Linked DNA regions of Mus musculus: region 1 is linked to region 2. A link is a loop called in an ENCODE intact Hi-C map of the cell type or tissue named here. Cell type or tissue: heart. All regions are shown on one strand. Region 1 overlaps Micu2 (mitochondrial calcium uptake 2). Region 2 holds the start of Micu2 (mitochondrial calcium uptake 2).

Region 1 (8,000 bases), 55 kb before region 2:
AGTGATCCCCCCCCCACATACACTTAACAAGCTTTTAAAATGAACAAACTCAGCATTCCTGGTGACTGCAGGGAAACAGTCTATGCACCTGAGCCCCAAGCATCCACCCACCACTCACATCATCTACCCTGTCTCCTCATATGCATAGGTGGGTTTGTCTATTCTAGATCACTGCTAAGATTGTGAAGCACTGGCAAGCCTACTTTTGGAGGAGTTCAACTGTTTTATAGTTCATTCTCTATTTAGGATCTTTTCAGCTCTTCCTCTGTTCCAAGGCTTTGTGATAGTTTCTTGTATAAAACAAACCATTTCCAAAGCTATGGTATTGAACAGTGTCAAAAAGATTTACTGGGTGAATTTTTATAGAGAACAACATACACCTTACAGAGCCACATAACTGTACTGATCAAGACTTGAAGTATTTTCAGTATTTCAGCCTTTTTTTTTCTCTCTCCCTCCCTTTTCTCTTGGAGGCAATCAACCCTGCATTCTCTCGGGCTCCAGACAACCAATGGTCTGCTTTCCTTTAGTACTAAACACGAAGAACACACAATTTATACTTTTTTTCATTTGGATTCATCCTTACTATTGTGATTGCTTAATTCTTTGTCCCCTTTTGCTGCTGAGTAGAATTCTACTGCACACATAACATTTATTTACCTAACCTCTGTTGACAAACATTCTGGTTGCTCCCAGGTTGGAGCTATTATGGACAAATCTGTGATGCACATTCATATCCAGGCCCTAACATATGCTTTCTACCTTCAAGGCATTTGTTTGAGGCAGGGTCTCATTATGTAGCCTTGGCTGGCCAGGAGCTTGATGTATAGACCAGGCTGGCCTTCAACTTACAGATATTCACTTGCCAGCTATTTTATGTTTCTGAGATAGGGTCTCTCTCTGTGGCCCAGGCTAGCTTAGAACTCACTCTATAGCTTTGACTGGTCTAGAACTCAGGGCAGTCCTCCAAAATGATACAAGTACTGTGATTACCAGCTTGAGCCAGCACACCTACCTATATATTCTCTTTTCTTTGACTACTAATCTTGGAATAAAATTCCCAAGTCATATGCAAAACATGTATTTAACTTTGAAAGCAGATAGAAATGTGTTTTTCAACTCAGCATCATCTTATTTCTAATGCGTGCGGAGGCGCGCGCGCGCGCATACATACACACACACACACACACACACACACTCACTAAAGAGAGTGTTATGTGTTTCACATCTCAAGGCTTAAAAAAAAGCACTGGGAAGAGAAAGGCAGGTGGCTCTCTGTGACTTTGAGGCCAACCTGGTCTATATAGTGACTTCAGGATAGCCAGAGCTATAAAGACACCCTGTCTTGGAAAACAAAAATCGAAATTCCACCAAACTTAAACCCCAAAACCCAATCAACCAACCAACCAACCAACCAAAGTGCTACAAAATCAGTCATGTATGTACACAAATGCCAGTCACATATCCCCATTAGCTTACCAATGGTGCCCACAGTCAACTAAGTTATGGACTGTGCATCCACATAGCCCTCTGCATGTAACTACAGCACATACCCAACAGTTTACACTGAAGTATTTCTTTCATATCATTACCTACTTTTAAGAAACAGAATGGGGGGCTGGAGAGATGGCTCAGTGGTTAAGAGCACTGACTGTTCTTCCAGGGGTCCTAAGTTCAATTCCCAGCAACCACATGGTGGCTCACAACCATTTGTAGTGAGATCTGATGCCCTCTTCTGGTGTGTCTGAAGACAGCTACAGTGTACTCATATATGCTAAATAAATAAACAACTAGAAATTAAAAAAAAAAAAAGAAACAGAATGGATTTCTTTGTTTGGAGATTTGGGAAACATTAAACACTTCAGATGTATTTGCATATTTTCAAATATCAGCTGTATCTGGCTCCTAAAAAATTTGCACCAATTTATTCTTTTTGGCTTTATTATTCTTCATGAAGGCTTGCATTTCTATTCTTTTTTGATATGAGACTAATTTAAAACATATGGTTAACAGGCATTCTTTAAAGCATATGGTCTATGAATCCCTTTTTACTTTATAATTATACATTGAAGTCATGAAAACAAAATCATAAAAATGCAGATGTTCAAAGCTCATTTCTCTTTTTAGAATTTTACGTTTTAGTCACTTGTCAATGTCCCCAAGACTGTATTTCAGAAAGTATCTTTAAAAATGTATTATTTTATATATATGACTGTTTTGCATGCATGCAGGTTTGTGTACAATGCGTGTGTCTGAGGCTGCAGGGGTCAAAAGAGGGTATCAGATCTCTTGGAACTAGAGTTACAGACAGTTGTAAGCTGTTACATGGATGCTGGGAACTAAACCCATGTCCTCTATAAGAGCTGCAAGTGCCCTGAACTGCTGAGCCATTAGAAGATAGTTTTGAATATGAAAGTGGTTTGATGTCTCACAGGTAAACTGAAGATGGTTCTGATTTGTAAGGAAATGCACAATGGCTGCACGAGCACCAGGTGCTTCACAACAACCCAGCAACAAGCATGTGCTCACCTTAACAAACTCCTTCCTCTCGATCATCTCATTCCCATCCACATCCAGCATTTTAAAAGCAACATGGAACCCAGAGTGAGGTTCTGCAAGGAGATGAACAAGGAACAATTATTTAGTTGTTAGGTGAAAGCCAAGTATTTGTAGCTAGGAAAACCTTCAGACTTGAAATAGATGACCAGGAAGTATGTGAGCAAGAGCTGGACAGAGCAAAGGAGGATGAGGTTTCCTCTCTTTCCTTTTGTCTTTGATGTTAGAGCTCCTGGTCGTGGCATCTCCCAGGAGCTGTGGCTGTGCTGCTCGCCCTTGCCAGGAAAGCACTGTGGGAACTTGTTTCCTCACCTCCACCCTGGCCTCCCTCTGTCCTCACAGCACTCCTGGCAGTTTCAGAGCAATTATTATTAGTAGTAGTATTATTATCATCATCATTATTTACTTTCTTAGTTTTTTTAACTTTTAATTTTGCCATTTTTTAATTTTAACTTTTATTTATTTATTTTATTTTATTTTATTTTTTTTTGGTTTTTCGAGTCAGGGTTTCTCTGTATAGCCCTGGCTGTCCTGGAACTCACTTTGTAGACCAGGCTGGCCTCGAACTCAGAGATCCACCTGCCTCTGCTTCCCGAGTGCTGGGATTAAAGGCGAGCGCCACCACGCCCGGCTCTAATTTTGCCATATTTTGGACATAATATAATAATGTATAATGGCAGGCCAATATACCTCTAATAGAATATGTAAAACTTTACACATCTACAGAACACTTAGCAAGACTAAGATATTAACACTGGTACAGGATTATGAACCATGAACAGCAGATTCTATATTTTTCTCTAACACTGTGTTTTGTTTTAGAACGCAGCAAAGTATGCTGCATTAAGTCACCAAGTCGACTTAGTGTCACCTACATCTGGGAGTCCCTTGGTCTTTTCCTAGTTTTCACCACTAGAAAACTTTTGAAGGACAAGAATATTGTTCAATGTGAATTAAGGTTGTTTTTTTAAAAAAAATCCCCAAGAGGCCAAACATGGTGGCCCATTCTTTAATTCCAGAGACAGAGGCACGTAGATCTCTGGGAGCTCAAGAGAACGCCAAGCCAGTCTGGGTCACACTGTGAGACTCTCTCAACAAAACAAAACCACGCCCCCCAAAATAAAACAACAAAATTCCCTCTCTCTCTGAGGAGGCTTTCTCAGAAAACATTAACCACGATTTTTTTCTTTCCCATTTTTTCAGATAATACTAGCCATGATCTCTCTCTCTTTCTCTCTGAGAAAACTAGACATGATTTCTCTCACCCTGTTCTGTCTCAGACACAAAATTTCTGGGTATGGAGAGAGAGGAGATCTCAGAACACACTTTAATTTAACATTATTTTGTTAAGGTTCCTCTGTGTGTGTGTGTGTGTGTGTGTACGCGCGCTCGAGTGCGCACTCGTGTGCACATGTGTGTGCGCACATGGAAGCCAGTACTTCGGATGGCTCCTGTTATTGCTCTGCACCCTCCTGTCCTCACAGAATCTGGGGGTTTCCCGCTGTTTCACTAGCCTGGCTAGCCAGTGTGCTCCCATCTCTCTCATCTCTCTCACCTTCATGCCTGGCTTTCCCTGAGTGCTGGGCACCTGAACTCATGCTCTCACTTTTGTACAGTAAGCACTTTACCTTAACCCACTGAGCCATCTCCTCAGCCCTATTGCCAACGTGTTTAGTGATAAAGAGGTAAATTCCAAATTTCAAAAGTCCTGTTTGTTAAGGACATGATACCACATGCTGGCTGTAAAGAGAAGTGGCACGATATACTCACTTGTGAGGATTGTAAGCAAGAAAAGATACTCGGTATATGAAATTACCCCTGGAGGAGAAAAAGAAGAACAAATCAGGAGATACATTTTAGATGAGAACCACAAAATAACTAATACTGAAACATCACCTCTGTAAAAATTGACATTTTAAAACTGCATCTCTTTGGTCCAGTGGAAACCACTGTATAACAAGAACTGAAATACAGCTTGGGTTTAAAAAGAAAGACCCATGCTTCATCAAGTTTTAGGAGGTCATGATAGTGTAACTGGGCCATGGACTGGACATTATTTTTGGGTGTGTCTAGGAGGGCTCTCCAGTTGAAACCAGCCTGTGGATGGGTAGATGCAGTATAGCGGGCTGATCTCTCACACGTGGGCATCACCTAGTCTGTCCAGCAGGATGATGGGGAAGGTGGAATTCTCCCTTCTCCCTTTCCTTGCCTGCTAGGCATCTCACTGTATCCTCTACCCCAACACTGGGGCTTCCAGTCCTGGCTCAGTTAAGATTCCCTCTTCTCCAATGACTCTAGCTCGTGTCAAGTTGACAAAACACTGGCCAGCACAGATGGGCAAGTGGCTTGAGCCCAGCTGGTGAATAGGCTGCAGGGGTGTGGCTCTCGGCACTGGTTCAGGGACAATTCATGACTGAAGTTGGGCTACTATGAATAGCACTACATGATTTCTACTGAGAATGCTGGGTCACTGACTTCTTTTGTGGGGAGGGTGTGTGTGGACTTGATGACTTGAGAGTTATACTTAGAAATATGAGGCCACGGGCAAGTGACTGGAGTTGACACAAGGTAGTATTCAGCGCCTGAGAGCCCATATTTAACTGCAGGGCTTGAAAAATGGGTCCTGGGTATGTCTGAGCTCCAAATCAAGCTCGCTTTGGAACTAGCTCTATATTTGGCCACTTAACAAACGTTCTTGTTGAGTGTTTTGCTGCTGTAATTAGAATGTCAACAGTAAACACACACTGTATGAACAATTCAGTGACAGACAAAACCACACAGAATGACACTCACTTATATATTCTTACGTTAGATAAGGAAACTCAAGTTCACTGTCAACTCCTCAGCCTTACGTGTCCTTTGAGCCTCACCTCTCACTGTATTACTCTGACACAAACCCTTCGGATCACATCACTCTTTGAAGCCTCACAAGTAAATGCTCTGGATGTTGGGCACTGACTTCCTAGTCGGTCACCAGCTCTCTGCTCCCTTGATTTTAGAGCGGCTGTGCTTTCTTAGACATGTGAGGACACAGAGAAGTCTTCAGGTACCCTGTGACATGTGAGGACACAGAGAAGTCTTCAGGTACCCTGTGACATGTGAGGACATAGAGAAGTCTCCAGGTGCCCTGTGACATGTGAGGACATGGAGAAATCTCCAGGTACCCTGTGACATGTGAGGACATAGAGAAGTCTTCAGGTGCCCTGTGACATGTGAGGACATAGAGAAGTCTCCAGGTACCCTGTGACATGTGAGGACATAGAGAAGTCTCCAGGTACCCTGTGACATGTGAGGACATGGAGAAGTCTCCAGGTGCCCTGTGACATGTGAGGACATAGAGAAGTCTCCAGGTGCCCTGTGACATGTGAGGACATAGAGAAGTCTCCAGGTGCCCTGTGACATGTGAGGACATAGAGAAGTCTCCAGGTACCCTGTGACATGTGAGGACATGGAGAAGTCTCCAGGTACCCTGTGACATGTGAGGACATGGAGAAGTCTCCAGGTGCCCTGTGACATGTGAGGACATAGAGAAGTCTCCAGATGCCCTGTGACATGTGAGGACAAAGAGAAGTCTTCAGGTGCCCTGTGACATGTGAGGACATAGAGAAGTCTTCAGGTGCCCTGTGACATGTGAGGACATAGAGAAGTCTCCACGTGCCCTGTGACATGTGAGGACATAGAGAAGTCTTCAGGTACCCTGTGACATGTGAGGACATAGAGAAGTCTTCAGGTGCCCTGTGACATGTGAGGACATGGAGAAGTCTCCAGGTACCCTGTGAGGACTATCCAGCGTTTACATGAAGGGAGAATAAATTCTACGTGTTTGTCATGTCTTGCTCCTGGCAGAAGTGCTCTAATGCTAGCTTGAGGATCAAAGCATTTCATCCCTTGGCAGCCTGAAAAAAAAAAGTGGAAAATAGTGTTTTTCTATATTTCAAAGGAATACAGCAAAGAAAGAAAAAAAAATGTAAGAAAAAAAAAAAAGCCCAACTTGTAGATTGTACTGGGCTTGGTGCCAAAGGAGATCTCCTTTCTTTAAACACAGGTAAATGTCCTTTAAGCATAGACAATTTTTAAAAAGGAAAATTCCAGTGTCTTTCTCTGAAACACTGACTTAAAAGTAAAAGGTTTAAACAAACACTGCTGAGAAGGTATAAAAACACAAGCTTGTGCTCACGACGCATTACAAACATCAGAGAGGCAGCTGTGGCCAGCATCTGCCTCAGAAAGTGGCTCTAAGAGCCCGACCTGGGGCACTTAGGAGAGCTGTGCCGTGTCCATTTGTTCCCCTGGAAGGTACACGGAGCACTGTTAACTGGCAGTTTCAAAGCCGCACAATAAACAGGGAAATCTCTTTTCATTATTTATTTATTTAATATGCATTGGTGGTTTGCCTGCATATGTCTTTGCGCCATATGCATGAGTTACAGACAGGTGTGAGCCGCCATGTGGGAATTGAACCTGGGTCCTCTGAAAGCATAGTCAGTGCTCTCAACCACCAAGTCATCTTTCCAGCCCAAATATGGAAATGTTTTTTTTAAAAAACATATTGTTAAAATTTTAATAAAGATTTTGAAAGGGGCATTTGGAGAGATAAGCAAACAATTCTTACACCTCCAGAAACATTTAGAAGTTGGAACCATGTTCAAACACGAGTATATTCAGTTAACGGCAACAACATGTCTTGAAATTCATGGTCAGAACATCCTTGAGCAAAGTGTGATATTGAGAACCTAGCTGAGTTTAAAAATGCAGAATAATCATAACTTATAATTTACTTTTCTTTGTAATGCATAGTGAATTATTTTTATTTTATCTCAAGGACATTCTACCTTTTGCTGGTTATGTTATCAATTCTGATAACTCTTATATAGGGTGAAATGGAGCAATGTAAACTGTTATTTACACAGTTTTATTAACATTGATAATGTGCACGTGAGTAAAACAGCTGTTGAATCTTTCCTTCTTCCCTAGAAATTTATATTTCAATGGAAAACTAAAACAAACAAACATTCCTGTTAAGTCCTTCCTCAAAGTTTTTTTATTTGCTAAAGTCCATTATGAATTAGCTTGGCTGACTTTGGAATCCCTGTTAAGATAAGGCCATGGTATGGCAGGAAGGCATCCGCAGAGAGGTGTAGCTGAGAGGGATGGCCCTGTCCAATGGCTGGGTCTAGACTGACTGAAAAGGGACCATGGAGAAGGCATGGATGCCAGAATTGATCTTTCTTTGCCTCCTCCTTGTCATAAATACAGGGAAATGTTTGAGTCTCTCGACTTCAGAACACATACATTCCTGCAAATCCCCAATATGAAAATTGTAGATTATCATCTCTTTATTAAAGCACATAGGTTTAGTCTGGTGTTTTGGTTTGGAGGGATCCAATAGAGCAGTGGTTCTCAACCCTCCTTATGCTGAGACCCTTTAATACAGTTCCTCATGT
Region 2 (8,000 bases):
TTGGCTGGAGATCTTGCCCTGCAGGGTGTAGTGTATTTCCAATGTTTTTCTGAAGCTGACTGATAGATACTTTGCTTTTTTAGTTATCAATGCAAACATACAACACACACACACACACACACACACACATACACACACACACACACAAGTATTTAGGGATGCTTCAGAAATTGTTGGAAATTATGTCCTAATTACAAGCAAGATTCATGTAATGACTTTCTAAGATCAGTAACTTAAAAATTTCATATCAAATATTTAAACACAATACAATGAACAATATAGTAATTTGATACACACTAAAAAATGATGGTAGAAACACAGTAGATTTGTTTGTTTTTTGTTTTTGGTTCTTAAACCACTATGTTTCTGTAAGAGCAGAAATCTTTGTATGTATAGTAAAAAAAAAGCCACTGCAATTCATTATACACAATTGTCTGGAAATAAAGCCAAAGTGTTCAGACCCTGGATACTGTGTGTTTAGAACAAGGTTCCAGGGAAGTTACATATAACACCAGTGAGTACTGCTACAAACACCTGCGATGCAGTGTGTTTTATGTTTGGTTTCCCCCTCATTGGGTGCTTAGAACCTTTTATTCTTGGCTTTTGCTTTTCTTTTCTATAATCCCACACCCAGTTATGGCCTCATATGCAAGCTAGTATGAGGGCGCCACCCGCAGTTAAGCAGCTGCTCTAGTGTGCCTTGTTTGTACTCCTAATTAGATAAGTTTAAATCACTGGGTACTGGAAACAAAGTTACCTCTTCTACCTAGAATGCTTCCTGTGGGACTGGGGGTGAGGGTGAGGGTGAGGGTGGAGGTTCCAGTGGTAGGTGTCCAAGACTACAGAACTCCTGCAATGGCTTCCTATAGTCCTTAAGATAAGAAGTCCCACTAATATGGCTTAGGTGATTTAATGACACTCCAGGTCCCTGCACACACTGGTCTCATAGCTCACACTTTTGCTGAGTTAAACTTTCTTGTAGATCTCTGAGCAGATATTCCAATTACCTACACTCTCTTTCTGCCAAATGACTCCCAAGCAGCTCCAGGATGACCATTTATTTCTCATCCCTTCAGGAAACCAGGAGTGTGTTGGGTGCTCTTCTAGGACCCTTCAACGGCAGCCAGCATTACAATATTGGATTAAAATTGCCCTCTGCTGTTAGACTTAAGTAAGCTGCCTTTCTAACACTCCTTGTGCATGCCTTGGTACACAGGACTTCAATAGTTATGATGGAAAGATGGGTTACAACCTGCCAGCTGCTTTATAATCTGGATGTCTACTGCTGACCCACACAAACCACCACAGGGGGAAAAAGAAAAGAGCAGGGCACCATTAACACAAGCTCTCCATTTTTATTGGAAAAGTCATTTTGTGTGATGAATGAAAATGAAAGCTAGTCTCATTATTATACTAGATCCACATATATGCAGTAAATAAACATAAAAGAAAGCTGTATGCACTCATGTGACCAAACGGTGTCCAAGGATTAATAGGTGCCCCTTTTAGGAAAATACATTCAAATTACTGCCCTAGAGGGGGAGATTTCAAAACACAGTAATGCTGACTGCAGTAGTTCTCAGCCACTGTAGAGGAAGGGATGCTCACTGTAGGAGTGAAAGTAGAAAAGCCGGGGTTTCAATTAGTCCAAAGAGCAGACCAAGCCGACTTGTGTCAACAGAACTTAGAAAACAATTGATAATGAGTTTGGGTTTCTTTAGTTAGGTGGAAGGTTAAAAAGAAAATGAGCAGGCTAAGTGAGGAAACGCTCAAAATACCACATTGGTGTGAATGATAAGCTGAAGTTACTAATTTAAAGGGAAACAGGCTAGAAGGGAGCCAGAACACAAAGGAAACCAGAGAAAAATCTTAGAACTCAAAGGAGGTGAAATCAGCTTATAAACTGTGGAGGGAATGTGGGTGGGAATTAAATTTGGTTCCTAGATAGTGAGTGAGTCACTGGCTGAAGTTTTTTGAGTTAATAACAAGTCATGGATTGTGACTAAGGTGGCTCTATATTACAAAAATTTAAATGTGGGGGGCTGGGATGTAGTTCAGTAGTAGAACACTTGCCTACTATATTGGAAACTCAACACCAGCAAAAAACAAAACAAAACAAAACAAAACATGAGTTTATTATCCTAGGCACTAGTAGTTTTGGATGTTAAAGTAAATACCACAGGGGGACTAACCTAAGGTTCTGGATAGGATGGAATTGAATATGCAAACAGAAAAACCAATAATGAACAATAAATTTGGTTGACATAGAATGAACAAAAATGTTGGGGCTGGAGAGATGGCTCAGTGGTTAAGGGCTCTTGCTGCTCTTATAGAGGGCCCAGGTTCAGTTCCCAGCACTCTTGTGGTCCCTTAGGATCACCTGTAACTCTAGTTCTAGGGGCCCAATGCAAGCTTATGGCATTTGGGCATCAGGTCTGCATTCAGTGTACACACATACACGCAGGCAAAACACTCATACATATAAAATGAAAACAAATCACAGAAAACATTAAAAAGTAGTCTATAATGCTTGTGTAGCTTTTTCCACCTCTGATGTGGTGTGAGGTTGGAGTCAATGTTTGTATAAACTGTTCAATAATCAAACAGTTACCAACCTTTAATCTGTAAGGTATGCTTTTCTTTTTGTTGTATTTTAATGCTTGAGTTTTCCCACTAGAACTAGGTAACAGAAACCTAGCAAATAAGGAAAATAAAAAACTGCTTTTAATTTTAAAAACCCTAAAACCCAAAACACTGAAATGCCTCTCTCTATAAAAATCTTAGAGAGTACATTCAAACTTTCCAAGGTTTTACAAGACCGGGTTCATCTTGAAGTAGGGTACTTAACATTTGCATCCTGACAGCTCAGGTTTAGGAAAACTTGTTTTGCCGCGTAGGCGGGGTCCACTAAAACATTACGGTTTCGACTTATGTAACAGCTGTCATTGGAATTGATAAAATCTGCAACTATCAGCTGTTTAACTTTTAGAGTTGATATTCTCTAGACTGGGGGGGTGTGTGGCTCACACAGTAGGTCGACGCCACCCTTTTCAACAAAGAAGCGACCAGGGAACTCTTTAACGATGCAGGCTAACTAAGGGGTGCCCAGCCCCCGCAAACGTCAAGGACCCTTCTCCATCCACCAGGTGGGCAGAGGCGTGCCCCAGCCACGCCCACACGCATCCCGGGCGGGGCCTCCCGCCGCCTCCTCCCGGAACCCCCCAGGCCCTCCAGGCTCGTGCCAGGCGCCTAGGGTCTCCTGTGCCTCCGCCCCCCTCCCAGGGGTGCCTGAGGGCGGGGCCGGGCTGAGCCGTACCTGCGCCGACACCGTTCGGGAGCCCTCGCGCGCGGCTGCTTTCACGCGGCCGTGATGCCATGCCGCTCCTGCGCCTGCCAGGGCTACCCCGGCCACAGCCGCTGCGAGAGGGCCGCGAGTCGGCACAGCTCGTCGGCCGGCCGCGAGCCCGCGCCGCAGCCTTCCGCCCCAGGCCGCCAGCCAAGCGCTTCTTCCCGCAGCCGCCGCCATCTTTGCGGAAGCGCCCGAGCGTCGCGCCCCGCCCTCACCGTCTGTTGCCCGAGAACAGAGTTGGGCTCTCGCGAGAGCTCATCACCCTCCACCGTGCTCTGCGCGTGTGTTGCTAGGTGTGGCTGCTTCCTCGACGTTCAAGCGTGGTTTTGAGGTGACCCTCGGCTCCGGTGACAGTTTCCAAGGCAAAGGACATGAGTTAGCTGGTTAACTGTCCTAACAGGTCAGGTCACCACTGTGGGCCAAGAAGGGGCTGCAGGGATGGCTCAGGGGTGAAGGGTGCTTGCTGCCCTTCCAGAGCACCACAGCTGGATTCCGGAGACTTAAGGCCACAGATAAGTCCAGCTCCAGGGCATCCAGCGCCCCCTTCTGGTCTCTACCCCCCCCCCCCCATGAAATTAGACTAAAGGAAGGGTAATAGATTCTGGGTGGAATATATTGGACAAACTAGATTAAGAATAGGGACTAAGAAGGGTGTTGATGATAAATGCGGAATCAAATTAGATTTAGCATGGTTTTTCAGTCGATAGACTTAAACATAGCATCTTTAGCTCTCTCGGGAAAGCCTATGTCAGTCGTAAGTGGGCACATTTAGAGCTGGAGAGGGAAACACTTCTAACAGTAAGCGGCAGAGGGTGCTGGGTATAACCACTGTGGGTGTTGATGCAACAGTAGAATTTCATCCTCAAAGAGGCTAGGGTAAGGGGCTGAAAATATTGACGATATTATATTTGCCCCAAATGTCACATGTCTGATTATAGTGAGTCACTTGAGACAGTTGGTTCAGTGGATAAAGGCACTTCATGCCAAGCCTGCCTACCTGAGTTAGAAGTCAGAGAAGAGAGTCCTATAAGTTGTTTTCTGACCTCTGGTCTGCGCAGTGAGTTCCAGGCCACCCATAACTACATAGTGAAATCCTGTGTCAAAAGGAAAAAAGGAAAGAATATGTGTACATGCTCACCCTTACAGATCTCCGTTTTTTATAGCTAAATGCCCTTTATATTTATTTATCAAGACTCATTTTTTATGTGTATGCCTCTGTGTATTTATGCCACATATGGGTGGGTGCCCCCAGAGTCCAGAAGAGGGTGTTGTAGCTGGAGATAGAGGCAGTTGTGATCAGCCTGATATGGGTGCTGAGAATGGACCTCTGGTGCTCTGGTAGAGCAGAGAACACTCTTAACTGATGAGCTGTCTACTCAGCCCCTAAAATTTGGTGTTTGAATGAAGTAAAATGTACAGGACGTTAGCATTTTGACAACATTTGCATGTACAGGTCAGTGCTGTCAGGCCCTATGCATGGCATTTAGCAACAGCCATTATTTTTCTTTGGATTTTTTTTTTTTTTTTGTAATCTTTCAAAGCTGGCCAACACTTTTCAAGGGCCTATCTCTGTTTGTCTGCTCCTCCCGAGCGCCTGGTCTTTCATTTCTGTTAAACAATATCTGATCCAGACTTCTGACAATGATTTTCTTCAGATCTCCCAGACAAAGCCACTGTATTGTAAACAGTTGCTATTTATTGTATGTTTCCTTTACATTTTGTTCTTACAAAATATTGACTCGTAGCTGTGATCCCACATGGGACTAACAGTAGGTGCACACCTGCTCCATGCCCCTGTCACCAGCCCCCTCTTCCCTCCCCCGCTCATCTTCTCTATGGCAGATGTGGAACACGACCTCAGGGCTGGATGTTCTTTTGGTGGTAGAAAGGATTTCATCCTGGCAGAAAGCTTGGCTTCTGTAGCCTGGGGTCCTCAATTCTTCCTTACCGCTACTGAGTAAACTTAACCTTCCCCTTGTTCAACCTCTGACCTGGCCTCAGACTTAGAACCTTTACTTGGGTGTGTATCAGTTTGATGCCCATGTCAGAGGTGCCAGAACTCCTGATGTACAACAATGGCCATTTCGATGGGTTAACGAAATAAAAATAAAGAAATAGTGAAAGCTGCCATACCAAGTCTAATTTGAGAAGTTAGAGGAAGCCACCTGGATTGTTATTATCCTTTCTTAGTCTGTGCTTGCTCCACCCCAGCCAGTATGTTCTAACGTGAAGTCAGAACTTTCTCACTTTGTCCCAGGTGCCAAAACCTTTCCACCGTGCCTTCCTAGCAGGGAAGTAAGCAGACTTACTGTGCATAGACCTCTCAGCCAGGCCTTACTGTTTGTGTTCCGGCCCTGCCACTGACATCACTGTGATTTAGGGCACCGAGGCTCAGTTTCCCATCTGTAAACAGCCCTCTCAATTTCAGATGGGAAATGAAATGGGATAACTTAGAGGAAGTGATTAGCCAAATGCCTGGCACATGGTGCACTCTCGACAGATGGGAATTCATCTTCCTTAAGATTTGGCTTTCTCCTGCTCCATCATCACAAATGAGCTTGACTACATGCCCATGATCCCAGATCACTAACCCATGTTAATCCGCCCAGACTTCCTGCCTTTTTGTATCTCACCTGATGTGTTTCTGCAGGCTTATTCGCACGGCTGCTAGATTTACTGGATCTTGACATGCATACTGTTGTTCTGGATTGCTGATGTGTGGTTGGTTTCTGACTCTTACGTGTTGAGACACAGTGGATATCTTATCTTATAGCTTAGTCTCACTTTCCAGAAGCGTCTTCTTTATCTGCTTCAAGCTGTCTAATTTGCATAGTTCCACCACCTACTTATTGGAGTCCATATCTACTACTCTGTCATGGCCCCAAGTCCGAGATAGGTGCATACTCCTGTTACATCACTCAACATATTTAAAACATCCTTCCCCCCACAGTTTGACATCCTCATAGTCGAGAATGTCTTTTGTTTTTCTGGCACCTAACAGTGTCCAGCACACACTAGACATTCAGTTAACATATGTGGATAAATGAGTGGGTATGAAAACCACTGGTGAGATGTTGGGGAAATCATTTCTCAGTCTGGGGAGACATGCAGACAGTCTATTGCTCTTTTGCTCTAATTATTTTTTCAAAACAAAAGCCTGGTTAGATTTGCAGATTTTACTTTAAGGTGGAAATCTTTGACCTTACTTGGAAAACTGCTTTGTAATTAATTTGTTTTCATGTTCCAGGTCCAGCTCCCTAAAGCTTCTAGTTAAGAATTAATGGATTCAAACTTTACTTTTGCAGAGGAAACCAAGTCTTTTAATAGACCCGATCTCTAGCCAGCTAACCATTCTAAGTATGAACTGTCCCTGGCAGCTGCTGACTATATTGGTCTTTTGGGGCCCTGGCTTTGTTCATTTCTTCATCCCCAGCTATAGAAAAAGCCCTGAGCTGGGGTGTATTTTCAACCCTGCAGTTTATAAACCAGTCCCCAAATAAGGAACTGCTGCTGCTTCAGCTGTAACACCCAGTCTGTTTTAAAATGATAATTGGAGAGAAACAGAATGGTACCATGGATGGTTTGAAAATATTGTTCTCAACTCACTCACTCGGGGCTCTTTCTCTGGGGAAGGGACAAAAGTGATATGGCAGAAAAGACTATCACGGGTACGCTTTGCTCCTGCCACTGGCAAGGCTAGGCAGATTCTACAATAGTGCCAGATGGCCCTTTACCATTGGGCTGCATGCAGAGGAAGGGTGAGGGGTAAAATGTAAGGTGACTACATAGAGTGTATGTTTATGAGGCTTGCAGTAGAAGGGCTGGGTTGGAGTTGACCTAAGTGGGTGGGGTGGGATGGACAGGATGCAACAGTTTCCACAGTGTGTACATTCATGTGCTACTTAAAAATTCCACAGATCTGACTGAGGACTGGAGAGAGAGCTAAGTGATGAAGAGCACTGGACACTTTTGCAAAGGACCTGGGTTCAATTTGCAGCACCTGCATGATGGCTCACACAATTCTATCATGGCAGTCCTTCTGACCTCTGCAGGCACAGCATACATGTGGTACCCAGACATACATACAAGCAAAACACCCATAAGCAAAAATACACCCCCAAGTTAAAAATATGACACATTCCTAAAGGCAGTTCCACTGTCTGAGTCTCCTGAATACTGGCAGTACAGACTTGTGCCACCATGCTCAATGCCATTACCAGCTTAAATGACCATGGCTGTACATGTGGCCTCTGAAGTCCGAAGTGTTTTCCTGCTGCACATGGCCCTCTTGGAAAGAGTTGTCAGCCCTCTTGACCGTGAGCACCTCGGACTGTGGCCTTGTGTCCTCTCACAGCCCTGAGGCTGACCTCTGCAGCGCACACTTTTCACCCCATGCCTGTCTGCTGCCTGCCCAGGCCACATTGACTTTTCTCACCAGTGACTTTCTGTAAATTATCTTCCTAACTCCTGACAGCTGGTAATGTAACTTCCTATGAATTGCTGGTCCTGAACAGAGAAACCAACCAGTTCTAACTGAGGAGGGCATTGTACTTGTGTAACATCTTACAAGAAACTATGAAGTCAAGTGTTGCTTTGATCTTAGCATGCTCGGGATGAATAAAGATTATGATCGGATTCTGCAAGACTGTTT

Evidence for each region. Hi-C counts contacts between places; a loop is a spot of excess contacts. Peaks named below come from ENCODE experiments on the same cell type or tissue, not always from the same donor. Only the 100,000 strongest peaks of a DNase experiment are listed, where the experiment ranks them.
Region 1: it touches region 2 in a loop (2.1-fold over the local background); 5 of 42 quality-filtered maps call a loop at or near these places.

What each region holds. Positions count from the first base shown.
Region 1 is chr14:57,941,059-57,949,058 of GRCm38, forward strand. Micu2 (mitochondrial calcium uptake 2) reads right to left here. Exons shown (of 12, transcript NM_028643.3): 5 at 4,327-4,374; 6 at 2,530-2,612. Among named protein-coding and RNA genes, the nearest start is that of Micu2, 54 kb to the right of the region's middle. In heart, no CTCF peak of the experiment used is centred here; a DNase peak (open chromatin) is centred at 4,943; H3K27ac peaks cover 360 bases.
Region 2 is chr14:57,995,714-58,003,713 of GRCm38, forward strand. Micu2 (mitochondrial calcium uptake 2) reads right to left here and starts at 3,549. Exons shown (of 12, transcript NM_028643.3): 1 at 3,317-3,549. The coding sequence starts at 3,526. 3110083C13Rik (RIKEN cDNA 3110083C13 gene) reads left to right here and starts at 3,599. Exons shown (of 2, transcript NR_166770.1): 1 at 3,599-3,749; 2 at 7,267-7,992. In heart, CTCF peaks have their summits at 667 and 3,855 (motif pointing left); a DNase peak (open chromatin) is centred at 3,608; H3K4me3 peaks cover 1,278 bases; H3K27ac peaks cover 991 bases.